Regions from separate parts of the Homo sapiens genome. Here region 1 is linked to region 2. A link is a contact called in ENCODE Hi-C or POLR2A ChIA-PET data. All regions are on one chromosome and are shown on one strand. Each heading gives the region's core, a stretch centred on a gene start or an enhancer-like site at or near the end of the contact. The rest is flanking DNA. Distances are from core to core; before and after follow the strand shown.

Region 1 (6,413 bases), core at 3,031-5,530, 500 kb after region 2:
ATACCTTGGAACACTACGCAGCAACAAGAAGGAATGAACTACTGACACCTACAGCAACGTGGAGACATCTTCAGAGAATTACGTTAAGTGAAAAAAGCCAATTTCAAAAGGCTAGATAGTGTATGACTCCATTTCTATAACATGCTTAAAATAACAATATTATAGAAATGGAGAAGAGATTAGTGGTTTCATGGGTAAGGGGGTGGATACAGTTAGAAAAGGGTAGAATGAGATGTTCTTGTGATGGGACTGTTGTGTCTTGACTGGTGGTTACACAAATCTACGCATACAATAAAACTGCATTGAACGAAACACACACACAGACACACACACTCGAATGAGTGTGTGTAAAACTGGGGAAAGGTAAGGTTGATGGTTTGTGACAAATGTCAACTGCTGGCTTTGGCACTGTACTACAGTTATGTAAGACGGTACCATTGGGGGAAGCTGGAGGATATCTACATAGAACCTCTCTGTATTATTTTTTACAACCGCATGCTAACAAACAATTGTCTCAAAATAAAAAGTTTTCTGAAAACAAGTGAACGGTCTGGGAGTGCCCTGTCCCTTGGCATCACCAGAATCGCCCTGGCAGAGGCTGAGGCCAGCAGCCTTAAGCGGTCCTTAGGGCCTGGCCCAGGCCTGGCACTGGGGGAGGGGGTTAGTTTCCTGCAAAGGGAGGGTAAGAGCCGAAACAGAAGCCGCTTCCCTCTCTCGCAGCCTCCCTCGCCTCCCGCTCACAGCATCTGCCATCTGGCTGCTGCAGCCACACGAAACCATCTCTCGGCTGTCATCTCTCCACTTGCAGGTCTGGCTCCCAGGTTTGAAGATTAAATTCTAAACACGTCATTTAAAATTTAGAAACGAGGAAAGGAGATTTTAAGTAATCTGGAAGCACTGGCTCCTATTGTCTGCCCCAAGTAATAAGCATGGAACCTCCAACCTCTGTCTTAAAGGTGACAAGAGCCAGGGGAGGGAGAGCAGCTTGGGATTCCCCGATGTAAAGTGTCACTGCCTCCCCAATACAATCAAATACTCCCAAAAGGATGTCCCAAACTACCACTGTACCCCCAAGAGAAAGCATCACTGTAAAGTATCAACATATTGTTCAGGAAGAACTGCGGACGTCTCTGCCAGTGAGCACTTCAGGCACAGAAGAGCCAGGAACTGCAGGGATCTCTGAACAACACGAGTGTTTTTGAAGAAGAGTCCTCCTCTGTCTTCTCCAGAACATGGAACAGAACTAGAGCAGGTTTGTGATAATGAGCACCTAGGAGCGGGGACCTCCTTAAATGATCTGGTTAGGGACAGCCTTTCGGAGGAGGTGGCTTTTCAGCAGAGACCTTAAATATGAGGAGAGTTGGGGAAAAAACACTCCTGGCCAAACAATGGCAAGTGCAAATGCCCTGAGGTAGGAAACCTTTGTCTCATTCAAGGGCAAGAAACCCTACCTCCTGGGGCATAGCATGAAGATACAATGAGGAGCTAGCTGCTTTGGGGCTTGGCAAAGCTGCACTGAGACTTCCTGCAGGTGGCCATGGGTGTGTATTGGGGCAAAGGCAGCATAGACAACGTGAACTTGAAACGATTCAGGTATCATTTTCCAGTGTGACTCTCCAAACACGGCACACATCAGACCTGCTGGGGAAGCTCCTTTCAGACAATGCGGGAGCCGTGTCCAACAGGCTGAAATTGACATCGTTCAGTGGCGGGTTCCGGGACCTGCAGGGAATGGACTTACAAGCGCCCGCTATGGATGAACAGATTCCAACCAGGCGCTCGCTTCCTTAGTGAAGGAACCACTTGTTCAATTATGAAGCCCAGGATGTGAAAGCAACTGCTGGAGCCACATAGGTGAATTTGTTATGCTGGAAGGGGGTGGTCACCTGGCACTGTGAGTGGCTCAGAGATCCCTAAGTGATCAGAATTGTAAACGACCCAGGGGAAAACCTTGGGAAAAAACTCACCCTCTTAGATACTGAGTTTCTAGGGGAGGAGAGTGGCTTAGAAGCCCCTAAAATGGGTCAGATGAGAAAAGGACAGGGCCAGAGAGGGGGAGGGAGTTGCCCAGAGACACAGAGCAACCGTGCAAAGCTGGCTAGAGCCAGAGCCTGCGCCTTCCAGTTCCTTGGGTACAGGCTGTCCACGCAGGCATCCCTGGTGGGAGTGAGGGTCACAATGGCTGTGACCTTGACCATCTTTGCAAGGTGAGCCTAGCTTGTGGCATGGAGTCTGGCTTGCACTGCAAGCCCCAGGGAACCGTCGGGGGATGAGTGGATGGTAAAAACGACTTCTGCCCGTCAGACACTCAGACACACCAGCGGGGAGAGCTGCAGCCACTCCAGCTTTAGCTGGGTTGTGCTAAGAGCTTTAAGTGCATTATATCATTCAAAGCTCCCAAGGAGCCGCTTTGGGGAGTCCCGTCAACACCCGCATTCTGCAGATGAAGGGACTGGGACCTCAAGGGCAGCTGCTAGGGCTAAGGTGTGGTTCTTCTACCGGAGATGATTTTGCCCCAGGGGACATCTGGCCATATCTGGAAACACTTGTGGTTGCCACAACTGGGAGGGGGTGTTACTAGCATCCAGTGGGCGAGGGGAAGTAGCTAAACATCCACCCTGCCACGCACAGGGAAGTCCCCCACAGAAAAGAATTATTGAGCCCAAACGTCAGCACCAAGGTCGAGAAACTCTGGATTAAATCAGATGATAGTGAATATCTCAGGCACAGTGCCGGGTGCATAGTGCTTGCTCAATAAACATTAGCTAGGCAACAGCTGATTCCTAATTAGGCCTCAATGTGAAGACAGAAGCAGGGACTGAAACCACACACAACCGGTTTGAAGAATAACAACAACTTAGTCTAAAAACATCTGCTTTGAAAGCAAACGCTTAGGAAAGGGCAGTTGTTCATTTCACACTTGGATTGTACATTTCTGTAGGCTGGAGTCGCAACCACCTTGATCACCGATCAACGCACACTGGCACCAACCACCATGCCAGACACACAGGAGGCACTTCGTAAATGCTTGTGAAATGAATACATGGGTGAGGGAAAGTGGCGGAGAGCAGTCTGCGTGAGGACGTAAGCACAGGTCCTTCTCTGGAGGCAGGAGAATGAAAATCATCCCACGGGTCGGGGCCGGGTCAGTGAGGAAGGGAGGGAAGGAGTTCTGAGAATGTCAATCTGCAGGACAACTTCTAGTTTCCACCTTTTGCATGAGGGATTTCCAAGTGCCCCAGGGCCTGGGAGTCCCCATTCATCAACCCTGGGTGCTACCAGGGACAGGGCCCATTGTGATTTGTGAGGCCTGCCTGAGTGCTGGTGGGGCAGGGGTGAGGCAGGCGCCCATGCTCCTTCCTGACCTCTCCAGCACGCTCCATCCACTTGCATGGAATCACGGCAGTGGGGAATGAGAAACACCCCTCCATCACTGCCACTGGGAACCCCCGTCCCTCCAAACCTGCCGCCTGCCTGAGCTCCTGAGGGCACCCTCACCCTGCATGGGCCTCCTTCCTGCCAGGGAGGGAGCCCTGTGCGAGGCAACCAGGGGTTGCCCCGGAGCCAGTCCCACTTCTGCCATCTGCGGGTGACAGCGAGAGACCTCTCTAGGGTGTCCCCTGCCTGAGACGACCGTGAGGATGGTGTGGCGCTGCCTCTTACAAGGGTGGTCCCAGCATCAAGAAGGGAACGGCCCTCCCAGACCTTTCACTGCTTAAAATAACCAACTTTTTAATTTAGCAACCATTGTCGTTTCACGTTCAATTCTGTAAGCAATAATAGAGCTCTCCACGTACCCTCCACCTCCTCCCCTGCTGGCAGCACCTTACAAAACTCGATTCTCTGTGGTTTTCCCAGAATCAGAACTTGTGTACGCTTTAGTCACCCCCTCATTTTACAGAAGAAGGAACTGCAACCTGGTCAGTCCCCCCTCAAGGTGACACGGCCAGCTGGGAACTGGACATGGCCACCACACCTAGCTTAGCAGACCTCACCCTCTCGGCTTCTCCTCTCTGCCTGAGGTACTCCCCCCAAGGTCTTCCCACCGCTGACTCCTTCTCATCCCTCATTCTCAGCACAAGGTCAGCCCTGCTGAGAGACCCTCTCAGACCAATAAAGCAGCCCCCAGGCACAGTCATGTGACACTGTCGAATCTCCTCCTCCGTTCAGTATCTGACTCTGTTTCCCATCTGCACCAGACTAGTAGCTCCCTGAGGGCAGGCTCAGGCCTGTTCCATTCACCAGGTCCTCCCATCTCCAGTGGCACAGGGAAGGAGCTCACCTACTGGATAAATGAACAGAAGATGGGTGATTCGCCCAAATACCGGGTCTGTCCTCCTTCCTTAGGTCACTATTACACACAGACAGACACAGCTACCTTCGATGGGAGGTGACGGCGTAGCAAAGGCTCCCAGTGGGAATGAAGGCTTGAGCTGAGTGTGAATGGTGCTCAGAGCGGGGGACCAGCTCCACCAGCGGTTCCCTGTGTGACCTTGGGCAAGCTGTTCTCTGAGCCTCGGTGGTTTCATCCATAAAATGGGGAAATGACAGCCCGCTGCCCTTGCATACCTAAGCACAAAGTCACTGGTAACTAGGGGCCCAGGTTCTGGGTCTCCCTGGAGTGTCGGGGTCCTAGGCGCCGGCCCAGAGGAGTTTCAAAGTCAGCCTTTAACTGCCCTCCCAGTAAAGAGGCTGCTGAATGCTACAGAGCAGGCTCCCGTGCCCACCGCCCCACACCTGGAAGACGAAAGGACACGAGAAGGAGAGGCACAGCTGCGTCGCTGGCTGTGACCCACACTCCTCCAGTTTTTGATTTAAAAAAAATCCCTGAAACAGCACCCACTCCCTGTCAAGTCTGTGTCCCCATCGCCAGCAGAAACCAACTCCTCCTGGAGGAAGGAAAGTTCAATGGATGAGCTATAAATATTTCTGCTAGATGCTGCCTGGGAGCTGGGCTTTCTGCATGAGCAGGCCCCGCTGAAAAGGAAGGCGGCTCGCCAGATTTGTTTCGAATTATGAAAATAGATGTTGTCTCCCCACCACATCTGTTTTGCCTGACAAATGAGCAGCAGCTCGCCTCCTAAATAAGGCAGCACACCAAGACGGTCTTGAAACTCCGGCTTCTCCAACTCTTCAGAAAAGGAGAAGAAGAAGAAAAAAGAGTCCAAGCCTCCCAGGTTTGAGCTCTAAAAGCCAGACCTTTTTCAATGTCATCTCTCACGCCGCAGTCTCCGGGGGCATTTACGCCACACTTGTCCTTAAGCTCAGATCTCCCTGAGCAGGTAGAGGCTGCTCACGTTAGAGGGCACGGATATCCCCCACTGCTTTTTAAAAAGAAAAAGAAGGCCAGGAGACACGCGATCAATTATAAAAAGTGCAAAGAAAGGAAAGCTCCCTAAACTCAAGCCAAGGGTGCGTTTTTGATGTGCTGAGAGAGGCCAGTTTTTGGAGGGAAACATCAATACTGTTGCCATTCAGTTCTCTATGCCATGCTGGCCTGGTGACTTGGGTTAATATAATCATTTTCCTTTAATTACTCCAGGAAAGACCCAATTACAGCGCAGACGCATCTGCCAGCCTGAGGATCCAATATTTAATAGCCCATCCTTCAGGAACATTCCTGCTTGGGAGCTTCCTGGAGCGAGCAGCCCTGCATGCATTACGAACTTGCATTACTATACTAACTCGGTGGTGGTGTTCTGGCCTGTGTGCGTGTGTGTGTGTGTGTGTGTGTGTGTGTGTTTCTTTTAAAAGTCTCTTCCCCTGAAAATACTTCATGTTGATATTTCTTCTTAAAGATGCTGTAATTATGAGAGAGCAGAAAGAACCCCCGAATGACTGTATAACTTGAAATATTACAAGCACAGTCACCCCACTTCCCCACTCCGCGGGGAAATTTACAGGCTTCCAGGCTGCCACCAAGAGGGAAGGACTAGAGCCCAGCAGCTCTCAGAGTTCTTGGAGTTCTCGGCCTCCGAAGCACACTGTCCAGCCACCTGCACAAAGTCCATCATAAACCCATGCGGGGCACAATGGGAGTAGCTGCTCAACAGACCACTCCTGCCTGTGGGCTGTCTGTTTTGGGGGTAGAAATAAAAAGATCTGGCCAAGAAACCTGGAGTGTTATGGGATGTCCTTCTCTATCTCCTGCAGACGAAATGTCCCACCACGCCCCACCCCCGGCTCCGCAACACCGCAGTCAAGTAGGCTGATAGGTTAGACTCGCTTCATCTGGCAGAAATGAGACGCAGTTTAGGGATCCCAGGAGACATCTGGTCAGCTGCCCACGCCTGACTCCCCCTCCCCAGCTTTTGTGCCCCCTACCAAGTAAAAACCGGAGGGCAGATTGATGACTGCGGGAGGGGAGGCGGGTGGAAATTTATGGCTTTGCAGCAGGTCAATGGTAATGACAA
Region 2 (7,241 bases), core at 3,517-6,016:
ATGAAGTCAGAGGGCAGAGGGGGAGATGGCTCCCCAGGTATCTACATTCAAACACACGGCCCGGCATCATCTTGAGAAGCAGCCAGCCAAGGGATGGGAATGAGGTGCATGCAGAGAATGGGGTTCAGAGTCCAAAGTGTTTGGGTTCCTGGTTCAAGTTCAAGTCTCAACCACATTTCTGCTCTCGGATTTCATGAGGCCTCCCTGTATCCTTAGCCCAAGTCCCCTTCCCTAGCGAGGCCACTTGATACTGGAGTCTTAACTGGCAGAGATGAGAAACAAGACTGAGCACAGACCCGCTGCCTCGTGGGAGCCCACGCCAGAGGGCCCACACCCAAGACAGACCCAGCCAGCCCCTTACCTGCCAGCCCAGGTCTCGGAAGCTGACATACAGCTCGTGCTTCTTACAGGCCTGCCTCTGGTCGCTGCTGCTGTTCTCTGCATTGACAAGGAAGTGAAGAAGCAGAGCCCAGTGAGGAGAAAGAAACACACACACATCAAAGTTCCCTCCATCTTAGGCAGTGATGTGAACAGCAATGAAGCACAGACGGCTGGGGGGTAAATTTCCCGATTCAAAAGCCAGTTCGAGGGTCTAACTGCCTTAAAACTCATTTCTACCCCCAGCAAAGGCCCTACTAAGGGAGGTGCCAATGCCCCATTCCTCTCTCATGTAGTCTTATCCCATAATACTTTCTGGAACCTTCTGCGGACACTGGTTTCTTTTATACACGTGTGTTGTTTAAATGCTGACATCTGCCTGGATTCCATAAGGGAATCAAACCCCATCCACCTCACACAAGGCCACTGCAGGCACCCTGCTCAAAGAGATCTGCTTATGAACAACCTCAACTCGTGAGGCCCCAACACACTCATCCCTCTGCAGGGGCAAGAGGATGCGGGACAGGGCCTGGGACAAGCAACCATCACCACCACCAGCAAGAAGAAATGAGACAGCAGAGAGTCAAAACCTGATGACCTTTCAGAAGAAAACACTCCCGAGGTTTCTTTGAGTAGTGAAAATGATACAGGGGGTTTTCCAGAACTACGTAAATTTGGAAGCATTCGGGTCAGGGCCTGAGCACTTGTAAACATTGCAGAAGTGTCTGTCTGTCTGTCTTGTCTCTCTCTCACACACACTGCAACCTTCCTTCCACCCCACAACAGAGGGATTGCTTTTTTCCTAGTCATGACCTGTCTTTCCTCCACCTACAACTTCCCAGGGGCTCTCTGTCATACTCAGAGCAGGGCCCAGGCTGTGCCTGTGGCCCACAGGCCCGGTGTGCTCTGACAACTGATTGACCAAACACCAAGCTCACTCCCACCGCAGGGCTCTTGCATGTGCCGTTTCCTCCACCTGCAATGCCCCTCCCTGCAATCTTTGTTGTGTCTGGCTCAAGCCTTGGTTCCAATGTCACCTTCTCAAAGAGGCTTTGTAAAGTCACTATTAGATCCCCAAAGCTAAGCTCATCAGTGCACATCCTGTCCAGGAGTCAGGAAGTGGTTCAGGAAGGGCAAGTGACCCAACACAAACTAAAAGACATAGAGACTTCTGGAAAAAGTTCCCACATTCCTAAGAAAGACCCATGGAGAGACATTCATTCTCTTCCTCCTACTGCCCAGGAGCAAAAAATAATGAAGCCCCCCTGGCCAACTACAGCTGTGGCCTTGAGAGGAAGCAGCACTGAAGATGGTGGGGTGGGGCAGAAGGAGCTGGGGCTCAGAGGACACTGTTGAGCTCCTGGATCAACCAACCCTAATGTCCACCCAACCTTAGCTCTGCGGGCTGGTGAATTTTCTACTGGTTGAAGCGCATTTGACTTGGGTTTCTGATGTCTACAGCCAAACCTCAACCCATCCCAACTGGCTGCCCTGTGAAGGCTCATCCCATATAGAAAACGGCAGTCTGCTTGAGCCCAGGTGTCGCCCTTAGAGGTGTAGACCCTGGAGCACAGTCAGCCTCTGAGTGGAGTCTAACTCGTGAGTCAAGACCAGGTCTTGGGGACTGCTCTAGCTCTGGAGTCAAACCCCAGCTCTCCTAGATCTTGGACTCCTGGTTTGCAAAATGAAGAGAGCTCCTATAACTCCTGGGGTAGGCTTGAGTGTTCATGGCAGTTTCATATTTTCTTCTTCTTCTTCTAGCCCACTTGTTAGGGAAATTTGAAACTACGCACATTCTCCATTCACACACACACACACACACACACACACACACACACACACACCTGTTAACTGTTTGAATGCATGGCTCTTTCCTCCACACCCACTACATGCCATTAGGGTATATGTCAAAGAGTGGAACACCACTCAATTTTTGGCTTTTCTCTGATTCATGAGAATTCTATCTGCATAGCTTCTAGGATAATGAGAAATGGTAAGATAAGAAGGACATCGCCGAACTCCCTTCCCTAAGCCTTACTTTCTTCATCTGTAAAATGGGTGGGACAGGAGTGGTGCAGTAAGCTAGCCTCCCATGGACCACACACTGCAAATTAGGACACCTCCTCAGACACAGACTGGACATTCTGTTGGTCCTGGAAACCTTCAGTGTGCCTTAGCTACCCCATGGCTGAGAACAATTGTGGAATGAAATGGGCTAGAAGCAGCAAGCCAAGAGTGGAAAGCAGAAAGGAGAAAGAAGAGGGTTGAGGAGGAAGGAGGCAGGAGAGAGGAGAACAGCATGGAGAGCACAGGAGTCAGGAACTGGCCTCCAAGGCTCAGGCTGAGACAGGAGCACCATGCTCCCTGCTGGGGACTGAAAAGCAGGCTGCTTTTATTTTCATCAGCAATTTTTTTTTTGAGACAGAGTCTTGCTCTGTTGCCCAGGCTGGAGTACAGTGGTGCAATCTTGGCTCACTGCAACCTCTGCCTCCTGGGTTCAAGCAATTCTCCTGCCTCAGCCTCCTGAGTAGCTGAGACTATAGGCACTCATCACCATGCCCAGCTAATTTTTGTATTTTTAGTAGAGACGGGGTTTCACCATGTTGGCCAGGCTGGTCACAAACTCCTGACCTCAGGTAATCCACCCGCCTTGGCCTCCCAAAATGCCATTTTTGAATATATCTATTTATACAGATATAAAATTTATCTACAGTTCAGAAAAGCAATGTGGAAAGATATGCACACCAATAACGAAATTACATTTAATTGATTATAACCGAATCACATGTGTGATTCCTGAGGAGACACTTGAGACTTTCGGTGAAGTGAACTTGCTGAAGGCTGGGGCGGGGCTGGTGGGCTCCAGGCTTTGGGGCAGGAGCGCTTGCCCCTGGGTGCCCTGCCCTCGCGGCCTGCATGCCTTGTGGAGTCACTCATTCATTCAGCCATTGCTAGGGGCTGCTTCCTGGTGTGCAGGCATGAGATGAGTCCCAGGTGTAAGACAGCAAAGCCCTGCCACTCAGGGGCTTTTCCAGAACGAGAGGCGGGTCATAGATAAGTGAGTGCACATGACTTACATGGAGATGAGGGCTACAGAGGAAAACAAGGCAGGAGAAGCTGGAGTGAGCGGGCATGCTGCCGCGGGTGCCAGCAGGCGCTCTTCTGAGGAGGTGACATGTGGGTAAGAACCAAAAGGAAGTGAGATAGGAGGGTGGGGAGGCATCCAAGGGCGAGGCATTCCTGCATGACGATGCTGAGCAGTGGGGACGAGGCGCCCTCCATGTCTGAGGCCGCTGGAGTAGCATCGGATAGAGGATCAGAGGCAGGCACTGAGCCTGGCAAGGAATGAGGAAGCTGGGGCCTGGGTCAGCAGACAGTGTGGGCGGAGGGAAGATCTGCGTGGCTGGAACCAGCCCCAAGGCTCAATGCTGCAAGGGGGTGCTCAGAGTGGATGGAGGCAGCCAGGGGGAGCCCAGAGGCCCCTGGTCCCCACCCTCCGTGGGGGAGTAGCAGGGCTGGGAGAGAGAGAACCAGCTCTGGGGCAGCAGGAACCTCCCCAGGGCCAGGGTGTCCTCAACACAGGAAGGTCAAGGTCAAGGAACCATCTGGGAGGAGCCCAAACAGCTGGACTCTACAGCCTGCCCTCTAGAGCACACGATGCCAAGCAGAAACCTAAGATGGCCTTCATGGCTGTGGCAATGCCCAGGGCCACAGGTAGCCATGCCCCTCCACGAGCCTCCTCCCTCTTCCCTGTGGGGGGGTAGAAGGCAGGGTGGAGGAGAAGGAACATCCCCTCAGCTCAGGGATGTGTCAGGTGAAGCTGCTAGCTCGAGCCAGGGACATTGCTGACTCCTTGGTGTCCTGAGTCAAGGAGGATTCTGAAGCTGTGTTCAGGCTCCGTCAGAAGGAAGTCCCATGATCTATTAGCAATGTCTGTCATGAGCACAGGAGAGGCCATGATCTATTAGCAATGTCTGTCATGAGCACAGAAGGGACAAGGAGTGGCCTGAGTGCTACTTTCCCCAACCCTGTCTTAAAGTAAAGCCACGACATTTGGCATAACTTAGTTCAAACCCAAGGCCAAACAGACCAAGGCCGAGCACAGCTCATGAAGCTAGTTATGGTGTACGAGTGAGGCGTGGGCACTGGCCCTGCCACCAGGGACTCCAGACCCTGCTCTGTGCTTCCAGGGCTCTTTGATCACGGCTGTCCCAGCAGAAAGTGGCCGGAGCTCCTGTGTATCCTTAGGACTTATTAGCAGGAAAACAAGGAAAGGAAACGAAGGAGGGACTCCCAGCTCCCCTGTCCGTCCAAGCCTGCCCCACCCGCCCCCAAGCAACAGAAAGTGAGCAGGAGACAGCCCTGACGCCAGCACCGGGATTCATCCACCTCCTCAACCCCCTGCTTGGGCCGCAGACAAGTCAGGACTGGTGCTTAGGCTCAGCTCCCGCCTCCACGGGTCATCTGGCAAAGGCGGCTGCTTACCAGGGAGCTGGGTCCAAACGTGGGTGGGGAGAAGGAAGTGCAGGGACCCAGTTTCTCAACCCCAAACCGCACCATCTGAAGAGCACGTGAAGCCCCGGGGGAGGGGGCTGGCGGGCAGGAAAGCGAGCTCCGCGTGGGGTAGCGTGCCGGAGCATGTGCCCCCGCCCCAGCACACACAGGGCTGCCGAGAGATTCAACTTGTGTGGCTCCACGGCAGGGCTCCAGCCCAAAACCGGGGGGACGAGCGATTCAAAGGGGCAGGCACACAGGCGTACACACTCACACTCAAGGACTCTGGCCTAAGCCTAGGGTGGGGCCCAGGCCTCGGTATTTTTATTTTATTTTTTTCTTAACTTCCAGGCAGGTTTTAGAAGAGCTGCAAACAGGGCCACGAGCCATCCGCGGGAAGGAGGCAGGTTCCCAGCAATGAATTTCTGCCACGGGAAACAGTGAGAGCCCCGTCCTGGGGGCTGTGTAAATGGAGACTTGGTGGGGCTTTGATGAGGAGGCGGTGGGGAAAATCAGAGTGAATTCTAAGCCCGCGATGCCTAGTTCCTCTCCCCCTCATTACCCAGGTGCACCCGATGGAGCTCCAAGACACGGAAGTCTCTGCCGGGATGCAGTTTGCCTACACTTCCTGCCTGGATGATCTGCCACATCCTCTAAGGAGTCTCCGGCCTCTGAGCACCCCCTCGGCACCCACCCTGTTCCTCACCTTTCTTAGAGCAGCCAGAATGATCTTATCACCTGCACCCCACACCACAGCTTGAATCTCTGCAAAGACTTCTGAACATGCTTGGCATGAAGTTCAAACTCAAGACGTGACTCCCAAGAGAATGCCTGACCCGCCCACCCTCACTCCCCTCCCCTGCTTCAGCCCCCACAGCCTCCTCCCCACTCCCCAAAGGCGCCAGGAAACCCCACAGCACAGGCCTCTGCCCCTGCAGGTCCCACAGCCCAGAGCATCCTCTCCGGACCAGCCTGGCCTCGTGGGCACCCACTGGACCCAGAGCTCTCAGCTCGCTCGCCACGAAATGTTGTCTGCAGCCCTCGGGATGGGCTGCGTTCCCTAGGCACCACCCTGACTCTGGGTCTGTTACTATGTATGGATGTGAATGGCAACCCCCTCCTTCCTGTCCTAAATTAACACCCCCAAGGGCAGCCTTTGTGTGGGTGTTCGACATTGAATCCTAGCCTTCAAGAGTCCAGCATAAAAGAGGCTTCGAATACAAATGAAGGAATTTGGTTGGTTTTTGACTTGGGAGATCAAAGACCCCTTTGAGAAACCTGGAAAAATGGATCCACTGTCAGAAAAGAAAATATACGGAATCCCTACACACTCTGGGCCACACAGACCCACTGAGGTCCATCCGGGGGCCCCAGGACACCCGCCAGGGGTCAGGAAGCCTTGTCTTAAAAAGGCCACCAACCCCACTGACCTGCCTTCTCCCTTGAAAAGTAAAATGAACATAAATTTCAAGCTAGGCTAGGTAAGGAGGAAGAAGCTATTGGCACTAGAGGGTTAATTTGGGGGTGGGGCTGCTGCTATCCCCTCGCCAGGACCTTTCTCAATAGCCCCTTGCTCCCCTTGGGTGCTTCCTGGGACCAACCGCAGGCCCCGGAGGTGATAAGCAGCTAATAGCTTCCCACATGGTGGCAGGGCAGGTTTGCACCTCAGACCTTTTTCTGCCTTGTGATCAACCTGGAGCCAAGAAGGCTGCAACTCCTGAGCCGGCCCCCAGATGGTTGTGTCCCAGCTCCTTAGCAGGATGAGGGAAGCACTCTGAGGAGGCTGGGGGCAGTAGCTCATGCCTGTAATCTCAGTACTTTGGGAGGCCAAAGTGGAAGGATAGCTTGAGCCCAAGAGCTCGACACCAGCCTAGGCAATATAGGGAGGCCCTGTCTCTACAAAAAATAGCCAGGTGTGGTGGCATCCATCTATAGTCCCAGCTACCTGGGAGGCTCAGGCAGGAGGATTGCTTGAGCCCAGGAGGTCAAGGCTACAGTAAGCCATGCTCACACCACTGCACGCCAGCCTGGGCAATGGCGTGAGACCCTGTCTCTAAAAAAAAAAAAAAAGAAAAGAAAAAAGAAAAAGAAAATCACTTTGCCAACAAAGATGTATTCTTTCCTATCGCTGCTTTAACAAATTAACCAAGCAAATTATCAAAACAATACAAGCGGATTATAGCTCTGTGGCTCTGAAGTCCAACACCAGTCTTAGCAGGTAAATGCAACTGGGGGCTCTAGGGGAGGATCCCTTCCTTGCCTTGTGCAGCTTCTCCAGGCCACCCACATCCCAGGGCTGGTGGCCCCACTCATCTCCACCCCTCTGTGCTCTGTGCTTACATGGCTCCAACCACAGCTCAAAAAGGCTC

Evidence for each region. Hi-C counts contacts between places; a loop is a spot of excess contacts on that map. ChIA-PET counts read pairs that join two places held with the same protein, here RNA polymerase II (POLR2A).
Region 1: a loop to region 2 is called in a map of sciatic nerve, with 12 times the contacts of the local background. The contact joins two enhancer-like sites. A Hi-C loop is called at or near these places in 1 of 168 maps with a recorded cell type or tissue (sciatic nerve). POLR2A ChIA-PET finds 5 or more read pairs at or near these places in 1 of 52 experiments (T-cell).

The regions. Positions count from the first base shown.
Region 1 is chr20:57,677,843-57,684,255 of GRCh38, forward strand. All of the region lies in intron 1 of PMEPA1 (prostate transmembrane protein, androgen induced 1), which reads right to left. Among named protein-coding and RNA genes, the nearest start is that of PMEPA1, 29 kb to the right of the region's middle. RefSeq lists enhancers at 173-689, 3,095-3,204, 3,615-3,674, 3,765-3,814, 4,124-4,624 and 4 more and a silencer at 4,033-4,196. Within about 2 kb of position 4,281, at least 10 of the 41 ENCODE cell types and tissues checked have a DNase peak (open chromatin) inside an H3K27ac peak, as active enhancers do.
Region 2 is chr20:57,174,570-57,181,810 of GRCh38, forward strand. BMP7 (bone morphogenetic protein 7) reads right to left here. Exons shown (of 7, transcript NM_001719.3): 5 at 362-438. Among named protein-coding and RNA genes, the nearest start is that of BMP7-AS1, 36 kb to the right of the region's middle. Within about 2 kb of position 4,767, at least 2 of the 41 ENCODE cell types and tissues checked have a DNase peak (open chromatin) inside an H3K27ac peak, as active enhancers do.